Regions from separate parts of the Mus musculus genome. Here region 2 is linked to region 1. A link is a contact called in ENCODE POLR2A ChIA-PET data. All regions are on one chromosome and are shown on one strand. Each heading gives the region's core, a stretch centred on a gene start or an enhancer-like site at or near the end of the contact. The rest is flanking DNA. Distances are from core to core; before and after follow the strand shown. Region 1 holds the start of Mtres1 (mitochondrial transcription rescue factor 1). Region 2 holds the start of Cd24a (CD24a antigen).

Region 1 (7,280 bases), core at 2,972-5,471:
TTATAATATCAGTAACAGTGCAAAATGGCAGGCTAGCTAGGTAACAGTTACCTAGGCCTTAACAGTCCATCCAGGCCTTACTAGTTTACCTAGGCCTTAACACTGGACATACAAAGAATCCTGTCCTTATATCACATCCCTCTGTGGGGCTGGTACCTGCCATATTTCTTGCAGAAAGCCCAGTGGGTCTTAAGAATAGTCATCATGTTCAAGAGATTTTTTTTTTAAGATTTATTTATTTTTATTTATTTGAGTGCACTGTAGTTGTCTTCAGACACACCAGAAGAGGGCATCAGATGGTTGTGAGCCACCATGTGGTTGCTAGGAATTGAACTTAAGACCTCTGGAAAAGAGATCAGTGCTCTTAACCACTGAGCCATCTCTCCAGTCCCTAAGAATTTGTTTTAAAACTATGTGTATAGCCGGGCGGTGGTGGTGCACACCTTTAATCCCAGCACTTGGGAGGCTGAGGCAAGTGGATCTCTGTGAGTTCAAAGCCAGCCTGTTCTACAGAGATAGTTCTAGGACAGCCAGGGCTACCTAGAGAAACCCTGTCCAGGAAAAACAAAACAAACAAACTAGAACAAAACTATGTAAATATGTATGTATGTATGTATGTATGTAGGGGTGCAGATGAGCACAGGGCCCTCGGAGGCCAATTGGATCCCTTAGAGCTAGAGTTACATTTGGGAGTTGCCTTATATGTGTAGCATTTAATTTCAGTCCTCTGCAAGCATGGCATATGGTCTGAAATGCTGAGCCATATGTGGAGTCTCTATTTATTTATTTTTAGAAGCAAGTCTCATTCCAGGCTGCCTAGAACTCTCTTTTTACTTGAGGATAGATAGCCTTGAACTGACTCTCCTGCTTCTCCTTCCCAAAATCTAGGATTACAGCTCTGAGGTCGACAGCACAACACCCTAGGGCAGCAGCTGAAGTCCTGAGTGGATGTGCATTGTTGGCATGAGCGTGGGCGACCAAGGACCTCACACCTCAGACCCATGGGGATGGCAACGCCTTCTCTCCATCCAAGTACAGATGCTGACAAATGGCAGACCTTTAGCTAAAGCCGGTGTGGGCAGAAACAATCAGCTGCAGCTTTTACAACCTGGATGCTGACATTTATTCTGTACCTGCCAACCGCAGCTTCCTCCTCATAGATGACTGCTCCCCTGCAGGCCACCCAACCTGCCTCCTCCTCTTTCCATGTTTCCAGTCTCCTCCAACAGAGCACACACTCCCAGCCTTTAGGCTTGCAGCTCTCGGCAATATCTAGCTCATGTAGGACTGGGGTTCAAATCAGAGTCTTGTACATGCTAGGCACTCTACCAACTGAACCACACTGTCTGATCCTGTTTTGCTTTTAGAGACAGGGTTTTTGTAGTCCAGGCTGGCTCACTCTGTAGCCTAAGCTAGCCCCAAACTCCCAGAGGCTCAACTGCCTCACCTCCCAAGTGATCTAGAATTATAGGCATGAGTGAGTCACCATGTCCAGCTTTATTTTTAATTTATTTGCTATTTATTTATTTTTACAGTAACTCCAGAGCACACATACGCTGTGCAAGTACTCTACCACTGAGCTACACCTCCAGGCCTTTTTTTTTTTTTTTTGGATTTTTTGAGACAGGATTTCTCTGTATAGTCCTGGCTGTCCTGGAACTCACTCTGTAGACCAGGCTGGCCTCAAACTCAGAAATCCGCCTGCCTCTGCCTCCCGCTTTTTCTTTTTAATGTATATTTTAAATAAAAGCCAAGTGTGATTGCACTGGCCTACAGTAGAACTCAAGAGCTGGAGGCAGGAAAACAAGAAGTCCAAGCGTATCCTTAGCTACAGAGCAAGTTCAAGGTCAGTCAAGCTATATGAGATAATATTTGAATAGACATAAAATAAATATTTTTTAGATTTATTTATTTATATTATGTATCTGAGTACACTGTCACTCTCTTCAGACAAACCAGAGGAGGGCATTAATCCCATTACAGGTGGTTGTGAGCCACCAAGTGGTTGCTAGGAATTGAACTCAGGACCTCTGGAAGAGCAGTCAGTGCTCTTAACTGCTGAACCATCTCTCCTGCCCAAATAAATATTTTTTAAATTACACATATAAAGGCCTTTGTATTAACTATTTTTTCTTTTCTACAGAATTACTAATTATTATGAACAAGTGTTTTTTCTACAATACCTGAAGAATTAATAAAGAAAATAAATGTGTATTCAAATATTAATTTTGCTTGTGTGTGTGTGTGTGCCTGATGCTCTCACATGTCAAAAGAGGGATTGGTCTCTGGAACTGGAGCTACAGATAGTATAAGCCACCATATGTGTGCTGGGAATCAAATCCACATCCTCTGGAAGAGCAACCAGTGCTCTTAACCACTGAGCCATCTCTCCTGGTCCTCTGTATGTCATCTTAAAAAGATTTCACCCTGTGAGATGGCTCAGTGGGTAAACGCACTTGCTACCAGACCTGGCAATGCAATTTTGATCCCTGGGCCCCACATAGTAGACAGACTCCGGCAAGCTGTCCTCTGACCTACACACCCACAGACACCCACAGAAATAACATTTTTTGTTTGGTTGGTTTGGTTGTTTGGTTTTTTTGTTTTGTTTTGTTTTGTTTTGTTTTTTGAGACAGTGTTTCTCTGTGAAAGGAGCCCTAGCTGTTCTAGACTTGCTTTTTAGACCTGGCTGGTCTCAAACCCACAGAGATCTGCCTGCCTCTGCCTCACAAATGCTAAAACTAAAGACATGGGCTACCATACCCTGCAATCTTTTTAATTTTTTTAAAAAATTTTTTCCCAAGGGGTGGTGAACTGGCTCAAAGGATAAAGGCTTTCGCTGCCAAGACTAAAAGACCTGAGTTCCCTAGGTCAAACATGATGGCAGGTGTTGACCTACAAGTAAATGCAACTGTGTATCCCTCCTGATCTCACAATGTCAACCGTGTAGATGTATCATTTCAGCATTTGAAACAATTTGTAGTTGTGCATTCCTCTTATACAAACACAATCAAGAAACTATTGTGCCAACTTAGGAGAAAGGAGCATCAATGAAAAGGCGGGGAACAGAGCTCACAGACTTGGAAGGGAAACGTCTGAAAAAGAAGAAAATCAGGAAGGCTACTTCTCGTTTAATACAGCATATATCCCAACAAACGTTAACGCAAACATATCTAAACCTGGGCTCCAGAGGGAAGGGCACTGGCTGCTCTTCCAGATGAGCCAGATTCCATTCCCAGCATCTGCATGGTGGTTAGCAACCATCTGTAACTCCAGTCCCAGGAGATGCAATGCCCTCTTCTGGCCTCCTTCAGCATAGAGGCACATGGTACATGCAGGCAAAGACACTCATACACGTAAAAGTATTTACGTTTTAAAAACAAACAAACAAAACAAAACAAAACAAAAAAACAACTTTTGTGAAACTGACTGTACTCTAGTGTCTGGGCTATATTCCATCTGACTCCCAAGGTTTGTTTTCACTGGTTCCACTAAACCGTGTTTTCCTAGACTCTAACCCCTGTCCAATCACTTCTGGCATGGCAAGAAAACTGAACGAAAACGGTGTGACTTAGTTTTTTTTGGGGGGTGGGGGGTCAGGGGTTGATATATTGAGACAGGGTTTCATGTAACCCAAGCTGGTCTCAAGCTTGTTATGTAGCCAAAGACAGGTCAAGTGACTTACTTGATCTTTCTGCCTCCACTCCCCCAATGATAGGATCACACCCAATGTGAGGTATTTTATTTATTCCCATTTATATTTATTTCTTTGTAGCTCAGCCTGGCCTCGAACTTCCTAGTCATGTACCCAAGGAAAACCTTGAACCCCCATTCTTCCTACCTCGGTCTCTCCAGTGTTGGGATTACAGCGATACACCTACACACGGACGGGTTAGAAGTAAACTCTTATATTCTGTGATGTTAAGACAGTTTTCTGGAGACAACATCTATAACTCACTAAGAAGTTCAGGGCTTTGGCTATTCGAGAGAAAGAACTTTTGCTTCCAAACCAAATTCTTCTGGAACTGGCTGCCAAGCTCAGCGGGCCTGGGATGGGCCTCCCACGTCCCCTCTCCCCCCCCCCCCCCCCCCCACCTCACTTCCCCACACCCCGACCTCAACAGCGTGGTCCTCCAAGGCGCCGCGTCCAGCAGGGGACGCTGTGAGGCCACCACCGTGCTCAGATGCGCCTAGGGGTCCACTCTCTGCGTAGGCTGGGGCGGAAGAGGCGGGGCAGGTGCGGAGGTGGCTCCCGCCTGCGGTCGGCGCGGTCCGGGGAGGGACCAGCGGACTGCGCAGGTGAGTGCGCCCCTACTGGCCCGCCGGCTCAGCCCCTCGCCGGGCGCTTCGCCCTCGGCTGGCTTCTGCCCTGCGGCGCTCCGGCCGTGTCTGCGAACCCTTCCCGTTCCGCAGAGTTGGGGTTGCCTAGGGACGCCTCTCGAACCCCGGGACCGTGGGAATTAAGCTGGCCCAGGCTGTGCGTCCCCGGACTTGGGTGCAGCAAGCTGCAGACACACTGACTCGGGGCTGGGCGGCGTGGGAGTGTCCAGTTTCCTTTGACCTTGGGGGACCTGGGGAAGGTTCGGGATGGGAGGGCTCCAGGGGAACTCGATCTTGTGTAGAAGTCCGCTTCCGACGTCCGCAGAAGGGAAGGGTTTCGTAGCTGTAGACCCAACCAACTGGAGGCCAGGCCCGGGTCTTACAGAGCGGTGACACGCTAAGGAACGTGGATCCACTCCCAGCGTAGTGCAGGTCAAGGACAGCTTTGCCTGTGTATCCTAAACACTGCTCTTCTGCCAGTCTTAGCCTTCGTTATAGAGTCTATAGCTTTATAGAAATCTCACCCGAAACGAACCTTACGGGCTTTCTTTCCTAGTCATCTCTAATGCAAACTGCCGTCAAGGAGATTTTTTCATATGGACTCCTGCCGGGTTACTTTCCTACTAAAACTCTCTGTATCTCTCGTGCCGTCTGGGTGACCTCCAGACTTAGGTCTATAAGACTTTTTTAAGGCGGCCTCGTTGTGACTGGCTTCTTACTTTTATAGTGAACGATGTCCTTGAACACGTGAGCTCCTGCCTCTTTCCCAGATGCTTGAATTATAGGCTTGCAACAGCGTTCCTAGCTTCTGCAAGTTTTTAATTACCAGGCACTATTTCTGTGCACGTGAGATAAATAAAACAGGGATGAAGAAGAAGTCTAGTCTTGTGGAGTGTATGCACATGCAGACAGCATCTGGTAAATTACACAGCAGCCTGTGATTAGCTCTGGGGGTGGGGTAAGTGTGGTAAAGGGGACCGATTGGCAAGGTGGAGTTGCGTTGGAATAGTTGGAATGGAATGGGTAGGCCCCGCTGAGGGGATGTGTTTGAGTCTAGACTTGAAGGTGAGTTTCCTTGCAGATACCTAAGTGAGAGTGTTCTAGGCCTGTCTGGAACAAAGGTCCCTAGTTTGTCCAGAATGTGTCCCCCTAGTTTCATGTGTTAGGAATTTGGTGCAGTACCTTTAGGAAGAGCAGGGCCATGAAGGTTCTTTCTGAAGAATGGACAGTCGGTATTAGTGGGTATTAAGGGAGTACGTGGCTTTGTTATGAAAACAAGCTCTCTCTGGCATGCTTACACCATCCTTATCTTCCACCTTGTGATGCAGCAAGAAGTCCTTTCACCAAATGGCAGCTTCTAAAGGGCAGAAGGGAAGGGGAGTTTGTTTAAGGGGAGAAGAGGGTTAGAGGCAGTTGACTTGAATTTCCCAGACTCTAGAGGCATGAGTAAAAAAAAATCTCTATCCTTTATAATCACCCCAGCTCTAAATCAGTTGTAGCCATGGAAAACACTCTTTAAGGATAGCTGCTTGTGTGTAAGGACCATGAAGACTAGTGTCAGTGCGGCAGGGGCTGAAGCTGACCAAGTAAGACAGACACGGTTGTCACTGTTCAGGTTTTGTTTAGTTTGGGTTTTGTGTGTGAGGGTGTGGTGTAGCTGTCTCATTTAGGGCTGAGCACGTAAGTCCCCGTACTTTAATCAGTTTATACTTTAACTGATGCCCACTGCAAAGAGAAGCTTTTTAAAGCTAACTTCTGGGTGTATATGTAGAAGGCACTTTGACACCATATTTGTGTAGCAAACCAACAACAGGTTCCCCAGGATCTTCCCAGCCATGGACTTTTGGACCGGGTTTACAGTAGCACCTTTCTTAATTCTGTGAAACAGGCTCTCATTGAGTTAACCAGGCTGGCCTCGGCCACACTCTGGCCTAAGCAGCCATTGATCCGTCACATCACCCTGCCCCACCAGGCCCAGGAGTGTTTTTTTCTTTTGAATGCTTTGGGGGAGCTGCTTTTATAGTCTTGCCTGGTAGTTCATGCTGGCCTGAACTTTTACCATGCCAAACCTGAAGTCGTATTCACTCCCTGAAACCCATGCCAGAAAGCCAGATGTGTTGCCAAGATGAGAGAGAGACGACTTATATACACCATGTATACAAACAACAGTAATTAACATGAATAATCCAGGAAGCCGGGCGTGGTGGTGCACACCTTTAATCCCAGTACTCGGGAGGCAGGCGGATTTCTGAGTTCGAGGCCAGCCTGGTCTTCAGAGTGAGTTCCAGGACAGCCATGGTTATACAGAGAAACCCTGTCTCGAAAAAAGAAGAAGAAAACTGTCCAGGAGTGGACACCTGTAGTCTCCAGTCACCAGCACTTTGGAGGCAGAAGAGTTTCAAGGCAGCCTAGAGAATTTGAGCTACCTGAGACCCTGTCTCAAAGCAAGGCAGTGGAAAGTCATGAGAAGCGGGACATGGTGTGACGTGCTTGTAATCCCAAAGTGTGGGAGCCCCGGGGAGGCTGTGAACTGAAGGACAACAGGGCTATATAACAAGACCTTGCCTTGAAAAGAAAGAAAGGAAAGCCACTAGCTTCTGTTTTGAGTCACCAGGCAGATGCTGTTACATTAACTAAAATGAAGAAGGTTCCAGGTTCAGCAGGTCTGATATCACGTGTTTGGTTCTGGGTTTGGTCATGTCAGACACTTAGTTAGACATTGTGTCTGTGGGCCTCAGCATATAGCCATACCCGCAGCTATGATTTATTACATTGTGGGTTTATGATGCAAAGTAAGGAAAAGGGAGAGACATGGGCAAAAAGAAGGAAGCCAGGCCTGGTGTTATCTACAAGTCTGCCTTGGGATCATGCAGGAAGCGTGGAATTCCTCCACAGCAACTTAGGGCAGGCTTCTAGGAGAAAAGCTAAGTGCTCAGTGTGAAGCAGATCACAGTCTCAGT
Region 2 (7,280 bases), core at 2,468-4,967, 38 kb before region 1:
AGATATGGTAACAGCCAATTCGAGGTGGACCTGTTTCTTCCTGATCACATTGGACTTGTGGTTGCCATTTGGGGTAGGTGTAGAAGATGGGGAAGTAGAGACGTTTCCTGGCCTGAGTCTCTAACAGTAGAGATGTAGAAGAGAGAGAGAGAGAGCCAGGAGACCAGCTGTGGACTGCAGGGAGCTGCCACCCCCTCTGGTGGTAGCGTTACTTGGATTTGGGGAAGCAGAAATATTCTGGTTACCGGGAAACGGTGCAACAGATGTTTGGTTGCAGTAAATCTAAAATAAATAAGGAAAAAGAAATCACAGATAAATTTCAGAACCATCCACAGCTATCTCCATTTGCACTCTGTAATAACACTCAAGCAGATAATAGTCTCTGTAGCTGCAGGTAGAAGCCAAACACAGGGTCTTAGGGACACTAAGTATTCACGCTCCACCACTGAATTACACTCTCCAGTCCCTGATCCGCCCTAAGACTCTTTTTTCCCCACATTGTTCTCTTAGCCGCATTTCAAATTCTGAATTCCTGAAATCATTCTCGCTTGAAATCTCACCAAAATAATTCTCTTTAGTTTTAAAAACCACCGCCATGGATACCTAAAGAATGCAAATAGTAACAACAAAAGTTCTTAAAGCCCAATGTGGTGATTCACCATCTCAGCACTTGGAAAGCAGAGGCGAAGAGTCAAGAGTTCCAGTCCCGCCTTGGCTACATGAGACCGTCGGTCTCAAAAACAGAGTTCTCCAGACTGCCAAGAGCATAAATGTGTCTAGTTCTGCACAGTGTAATAAAGTAGCTGGTTAATCCGGTTTCAGATACTATATGGATTGGCTAACATTGCAGGCTAGGTTTCCTATTTCCCTAGACAAGGGGATATTTTAAAGTTGCTTAAAATTTTTGAAACTGTAATCGAGCCAGGTCAGTGGTTCTGATCTGTAACCCTAGCACCAGAGAATGAAACCCGAGAGATCTAGGCCTTAAGGCCAGCCTGGGTTTTATGCCTAGACTCTGTCTCAAGAAAATAAAACCTGGGCTGGAGAGATGGCTCAGAGGTTAAGAGCATTGGCTGCTCTTCCAGAGGTTCTGAGTTCAAATCCCAGAAACCATATGGTGGTGGCTTACAACCATCTATTATGAGATTTGATTCCTGGAAAGAGAGAGAGAGAGAGAGAGAGAGAGAGAGAGAGAGAGAGAGAGAGAGAGAGAAGAAAATTTGGGTGTGGCCAAGAATTGTGGCATACACCTTTAATCTTGGCACTCAGGAGGAAGCAGAGGCAGGCAGGTCTCTCTAAATTCTAGTCAACAACAACAACAAAAACCCAGCCCAGTCAGCAGTTCATAGTGGGGCTTATCTCAAAACCAATCAAAACAGGGGGAGGGAGGCGTAGGGGCCGTGTGTCTGCATGGTGACTTGCGTGGTGACTGAGATCTAAGAGTTTGCTGGACCACACAGCCTGGCCTGATATGCTGAGTCTCTGGCTTCACACAGCCTGCTTTAAGGAAGTATCTTAACATTTAAAACTGAAAAGGACATTGGGTATCCTATCTGCTCATTTGAAATCTTGAAATTATAACCCTTCCCAAAACCTGAAAAAAAAAATGTCTCAAATTGAAAACTGGGAGCTGGCCACCCTAGGGATGTCGCTCAGGGGCCAGGCTTCACTGCCAGCGCCAGAGGTTAGCAGCAACAGTGATTAATTTAATCTGCATTTCAAATAAATATCGGAGACTCCTTGCTCTGCGGCAGAAGGATTTCAGTTAAAACATCCTCCCTTTCACATAAGGCGGGGTTTGGAGTTAAATTTCACCAGCTCATTGCCTGGTGACTGACTAGACGCTGTGACCGAAACCAAGGCTTTCCCTGTGTCCCAGCAACCTAGTGGCACATTCACCGCTGCTTTTGCAAGCCGTGAAATGCACAGTCCGGCGAGGCACGTGATACTCTCCTTTGTCATGGAACAAAGGCTGATCCGAGTTTTTAGCCCTCACTGAAAGGAGGGTTTGCCAGGGCTTGCTAGAGCTTCCGATTACAAGCAAGAGAGAGGGCGACGTGGCACCCAGCAAAGAATCTAGCCACACGTACTTTCGGCGGCCCCTTGATAAGCCCTCCCACATCAGCACCTTTTGTTCTACAGGCGTAAGGTCATTAACCAAATATTGACTGAAGAAATGTGCAAATTGTGTCCAAAGTAGATTAGCCACACCTGATCCAGTCAATTATACTTACTGGGTGCCTACTGTGTGTAAGAGAGCTTGTCCTATCGGGAAGTGGCATTCACACAAAAAGGAAAACATTAATATGCTAAGTTGTTTAAAACAGGGAGCCTGTCTTAGGGGTACCGGAAAGTAACCGCTCTTCATTTATACAAAGAGCTTTTAGTACAGCAGGTGACAAAAAAACTAAATAATAATAATAATGATGATGAAAAAGGAGCCCAATGTTCAGTCTGAGTCTAGAGGTCCTCTCTAACACCATCAACAAAATTTTACGTTAATTATTAAATTGGCATTAAACAGTTTTTCTCCACCAATCTCCCTTGATTTGTTTAACCAACACCTCCCTCTCAACATTTCGGGGGGGGGGGGCGCCCTGGGGAGAAGGGAATCTGAGTGAGACCAACCAGTTTCACGATGCCCAGCCCCTCCTAGATGGGGGATCGGGTGAACTGAGAAAGGCCCCGGGGCACAGTCAACCCGCAGCGAGAAGACAATGGGGTATAGTTACCCTGCCTGAGAAGGGGAAGACGAAGCGCGCCTCAAGCTCTTGGGCTGCTCTCCCAGGTGAGCCCGGACCCTGGATCTCTAGGGACCAAAAATCCGGCGCTCCCAACTTTTCAGGGGCAAAAAGCCCTAGGGACATCCCTAAGCGAACCAACCGCAGTGAAAAGCTACAGTCGGATTCTCTGAGTCCCGTCCCAGTCTCTCAGGCTCAGCTCCAGGTCTCATTCTGGGCGCGGCGCCTTCACCCTAACGCAGCTAGAGCAGCGCCACCCATGGCGTTGGGGGGCAAGATCTGTACCCGGGACAAATCTAAGAGAGGAAGCGTCTGTGGACTAGGACAAAGCCTGACGGAGAATCGGGACACTACAGTCCTGCCCTCCGTCTCTATAATGCCCGGGGATTCTAGGTTGGGATGGGGCTCCTAAGGTGGCCAGGGATGGAGGTGTGGGGTCGCACCGCGAGAGTTTGTGCAGTCGGGAGGTCCCTAACTAAGCTTCAAGACCTGTGGGAGATAAAGCCACAACCAGGGCTTCCTGGGTGATCTCCAAACCAGTTTGGACGGTGGAGGATGGGCGTGTGCCACGCTCCCCCGAAGGGGACCGTTCCCTCTCTTTGTGTGGTTCGCAGGGAGCGCGAAGACCTTCCGTGAGAAGGGAAGGGGGCGCTCTCTCGAGGGAATCCACACCACGAGTTCCCCAAGTCAGTTACACAAAATTCTCCCCCTACCCCAGTGCCTGGCCGGAGGCAAAGACTTTGCCCCTCCTACGCGCGCGCGAACACACACACACAAGCCCCAGGACGCGTCTCCAGTGCCCAATCGAGAACAGGGTCTCACCTGCGTGGGTAGGAGCAGTGCCAGAAGCAGCAACCCCAGCCCTAGCCTGGCCACCATCGCTCTGCCCATGTCCGCTCCGTCGGCGCGCGGCGCGACTCTCTAGATGTTCGGTAAGTGGAGATCTGCTAAGCTCGCGCGGGCGCAGGCAAGGTGGGGAGCGCGGCCGGCCGGCGGGACCTTATATACCGGGACAGCCACAATAGCCGTGACGTGCGGCGCCCGCCCACCCGTGCTCTCCTCCTCCCCCGCCGCCTCCCCGCCCCCACCCCCACCCTCCTGTGCGGCTCTCACGGCCCCTCCCCCGCCGCCTGCACCGGCCCGGGGTGACTTGGGATGTCCCGGGGCGGCCAGCGCGGCAGGTGGGCGGGCGCCCCGGGCTCTGGCACAGCTAGGGTTTCCCCGGGCAGGCTGCATGCACAGGCGCAGGCGACTCCCACACGGGACCTGGGGCGAGCACACGAACCACACACGCCGGCCGGCCCAAGTTTCCTTTGTTTCCCCGGCCCTGCCATCTTACCCCCCAACACGAAAAGTCGAAGCCGCGGGCGCCGCGCAGACTGCGCGGAGCTCAGGGCTGGTTTTTGTCAAGTGCCGGCTGCAAGGGGGAACGGGACAGGCTTGGCAGGTCCCCGGGCCGTGGTGCGCGGGGTTGGCGAGGAGGAGACCGGGCGTCGCCACGCACTGTCCCTTGGCGGCTGCACGGCAGGGATCGCCAGGATCCCGGGCCCCAGCCGTGAGTATGCTCGGCTGGGCGGCCGCCCCTGGCTGCTTGCTTTGTGTTTTGAGTTCCTCTAGTGCTGCATCAAGCATCGCGCACCCGGCCATACCCGGGAGCATCCAACCGGACCTAGGCAACAGCCAGCTGCGCTCGGCCACGGGGCGGGACATTGCGAGGGACTGGGTTTCGGTCCCAGTATTCTCCACGTTTCTGGGGACGTGCTTGTTCTGCCTCTGTGGCACAGTACTTGCTCAGCGTTCGAACGCTTTCTTATTCAAGCCATTTCCACCCATAGTTGCCTTTAAGTAATTTGACAAACCGATTCAGAAAGATTAGTCATCCGTCTGTACATTTTAGTGGAATCTTTCTTTCGACCTTCTTTTGTGAAAACTTCAAAGCAAACTTTAAAACAACTTAGTGGTAGAATATTTTCTAATCTTTAATCACAGGGTTTAGGACCTTCCTATTTAAAGTTTAGCCCACGTGTTTTACAGACCTTAAAGCAAAACAAAGCAAACCTAGCAACGGTGGAAATTTGTTTAAATTTCAATTTTTGCAGAACAGCCTCGTAAAAACAAAGTTTTATGGCAGCAAGCTGACAATGGACTCCACAGTCGTTGGTTTGTGGCTGCCTGAGCCTTACCAAGTCAGCCACAACCGCTCAGTAACTTTCCACGTGTGAGGTGTGCTTGGGCGCACAGGAATTTTTGTATAGCGCCAGTGAACTTTCTGTTTAACAGTTAGCACACTGTATAGAAAGGTCGTTCTGTGCCCAGCAACGGCGGCGCTCCTCTCCCAGGGTGGCGCAAGGACTGACTCAATAGCGCCTAACCCCAAGGGCGCCGTCTTCAGAGTTTCTTCAGGACAACAGGCTATGGGGCTACTCCTGGAGTTATTCCTGGCTTCCATTTGGTTTGGGGGTTTTGTTTTGTTTTGTGCCCTAGGCTTGTTTTTTCTGCCCCTCAGTTCTCCATTCTTGCCCCTCCTTCCTCCAACTTGATCTCTCTCCCCTCCCTCTCGGTATTAGTTTAAGGAAATGTGTTGGTGCCGTAGTTAACAACACAGCCTCTGGAGCCAGGTATCGGCCCAAATGCTATGAGACATTCTTTTTTTTTTTTTTTTTTTTTTTTTTTCTTTTTTACTTTGGACAAAAAGCTGGGGCTGCTTCTTCTGTAAAACGCAGGTGATGGTGACACTGTAACCGATGTGTTATTAAGCAATTAATGTACACCAGCTGTGATAGTGCATGCCTGGAAACCAAGCTCTAAGAAGGCACAGGCGGGAAGATCACTCACTGCAAGTTCCAGGCCAGCCTGGTCTACATGAGCAAGTTCCAGGCTATCCAAGGTTACGAAGCAAGGCCCTATCTCAAAAGCAAACACAAAAGACTGCTGTGTCTGTTGCGCGCTCCAGTGCCTAGCTCTTAGCTCTCTCCCTTGGCATTTGCTCCTTGGCTGGAGGGAACAGGAAACAGAAAGCAGTTACCTTCCCCGTTTACCTCTCTGTGTGATTTGAAAGAAACAGCGAGCTGAGCCGCAGGCTCGCTCCTATGTGGTGTTTTGTTCCGTTCTCCACCTGTGCAGAATCTCCCGGGGAACGGACCGATTCTGTGTTTGCAGGATGTTGGCCATTCTGTGCCCAGAAGGGGGTGTCCTGACCTATGACCCCTGAAGCCTCAAGTGTAAGAGCCCCGCTCTGAGCTGGCTGCTGGTGAGCTGTCCTGCTCCTCCAGCTTTCCACGGTTCGCTTTTCTCTTAGGCAACAAGAGCTCAAGCTGCCACTAGAAGGAATCTTAACGTTAACCCCAGTTCTTCTTTAGAACATGACCAATTTACACTTTCTGGAGAAGCTGTAGCATGGAGTGGTTTTGAAACTGATTGTTCATGTATTAATATGTGTGTGAACGGTGGTAACTAGTAAGGTCAGTTTTCTCTGGTTTTCATGGAATTGCCTATGACGTGCTTTCTGGTTGCTGTTTGACAATCGCTGTGTATCTTGGGCTGGCCTTGAACTCGGATTCCTCCTGCCTCAGCCTCCAGAACGCTGGGGAAATCACCGCATTCTGGACATTTTGGATGTTGGTCCTGTCCTGGGTAAGACTGTAATGGCAGGGCATACAGTTCCTCTGTGCTCAACGGAGAGGAAGGCTGGCCACCAGACAGGTGCAGCACTCAAGAGACTCTGGGTCCAGCCTGTTCTGCCCGTTCCTAGGATCCTGTCTGACTTCTCGTGAGCATCCCCACCTCCCAACGCCTAGAGTACAACGCCTGTCTGGTGGACCCACATGCAAAGGATAAGGCCCTAACTGAACTAATTCCAACATTTAGCAGAGTGCTGGCTCACAGGACACAGCAAGCTGCCTCTGCTGTTGCCGTGGGCATTATGTTATGCTGTGGCTCTTTAAATCATACTCCTTTTCCCCCAGCAGCATCTTTGCATATCTTTGTGTTTCTTTTTTCCTTTCCTCTCCTTGCCCATTTACTTATTTACTTACTTGCTTTCTTACTTTTATCATTGGGGGAGGAGGAGGGGGGTCTACATGTGCCACAGCACACATGTGACAGTCAGAGGACTGTGTTGTCTTGCTACCAAGTGGATTGCAGAATTCAGACTCAAGTCATCGGGCTGTCTTCCTGTTAAGCCATCTGTGTGGCTGTGTGGCCCGAAATGCCCGCCCTCACATGGTGTTTTGTGTGTGGGTCTGTGAGGTTGACAGCGCATCCGTATTGTTTTTTATTCTGAAATAAAACAGAGATGTTAAGAAATCTGGCCCCAGCCGCAGAACCAGTTATGATACCACCTCTGAAGTTACAAAGCTTCCTGACCCAGGTTTCCAGTCCTTTCTGCTTTGCTGAAAAAAAACAAAACAAAAACAAAACAAAACAAAAAAACAGGAGTCAGGGCGGAGGATGTAGCTCAGTACTACAACTGGCCTAGCGTGTACAAGGCCCTGGGTTCAATCCCCAGTACGTGGGAGTGAGGGCAGGAATGCAGAGACT

The links. ChIA-PET counts read pairs that join two places held with the same protein, here RNA polymerase II (POLR2A).
Region 2: POLR2A ChIA-PET joins it to region 1 with 32 read pairs in Patski. The contact joins the promoter of Cd24a here to the promoter of Mtres1 in region 1. POLR2A ChIA-PET finds 5 or more read pairs at or near these places in 2 of 5 experiments (Patski and embryonic stem cell).

What each region holds. Positions count from the first base shown.
Region 1 is chr10:43,537,959-43,545,238 of GRCm38, reverse strand. It overlaps Mtres1 (mitochondrial transcription rescue factor 1), which reads left to right and starts at 4,221. Exons shown (of 4, transcript NM_026411.2): 1 at 4,221-4,299.
Region 2 is chr10:43,575,606-43,582,885 of GRCm38, reverse strand. Cd24a (CD24a antigen) reads right to left here and starts at 3,717. Exons shown (of 2, transcript NM_009846.2): 1 at 3,564-3,717; 2 at 1-282. The coding sequence starts at 3,632. The coding sequence ends at 121.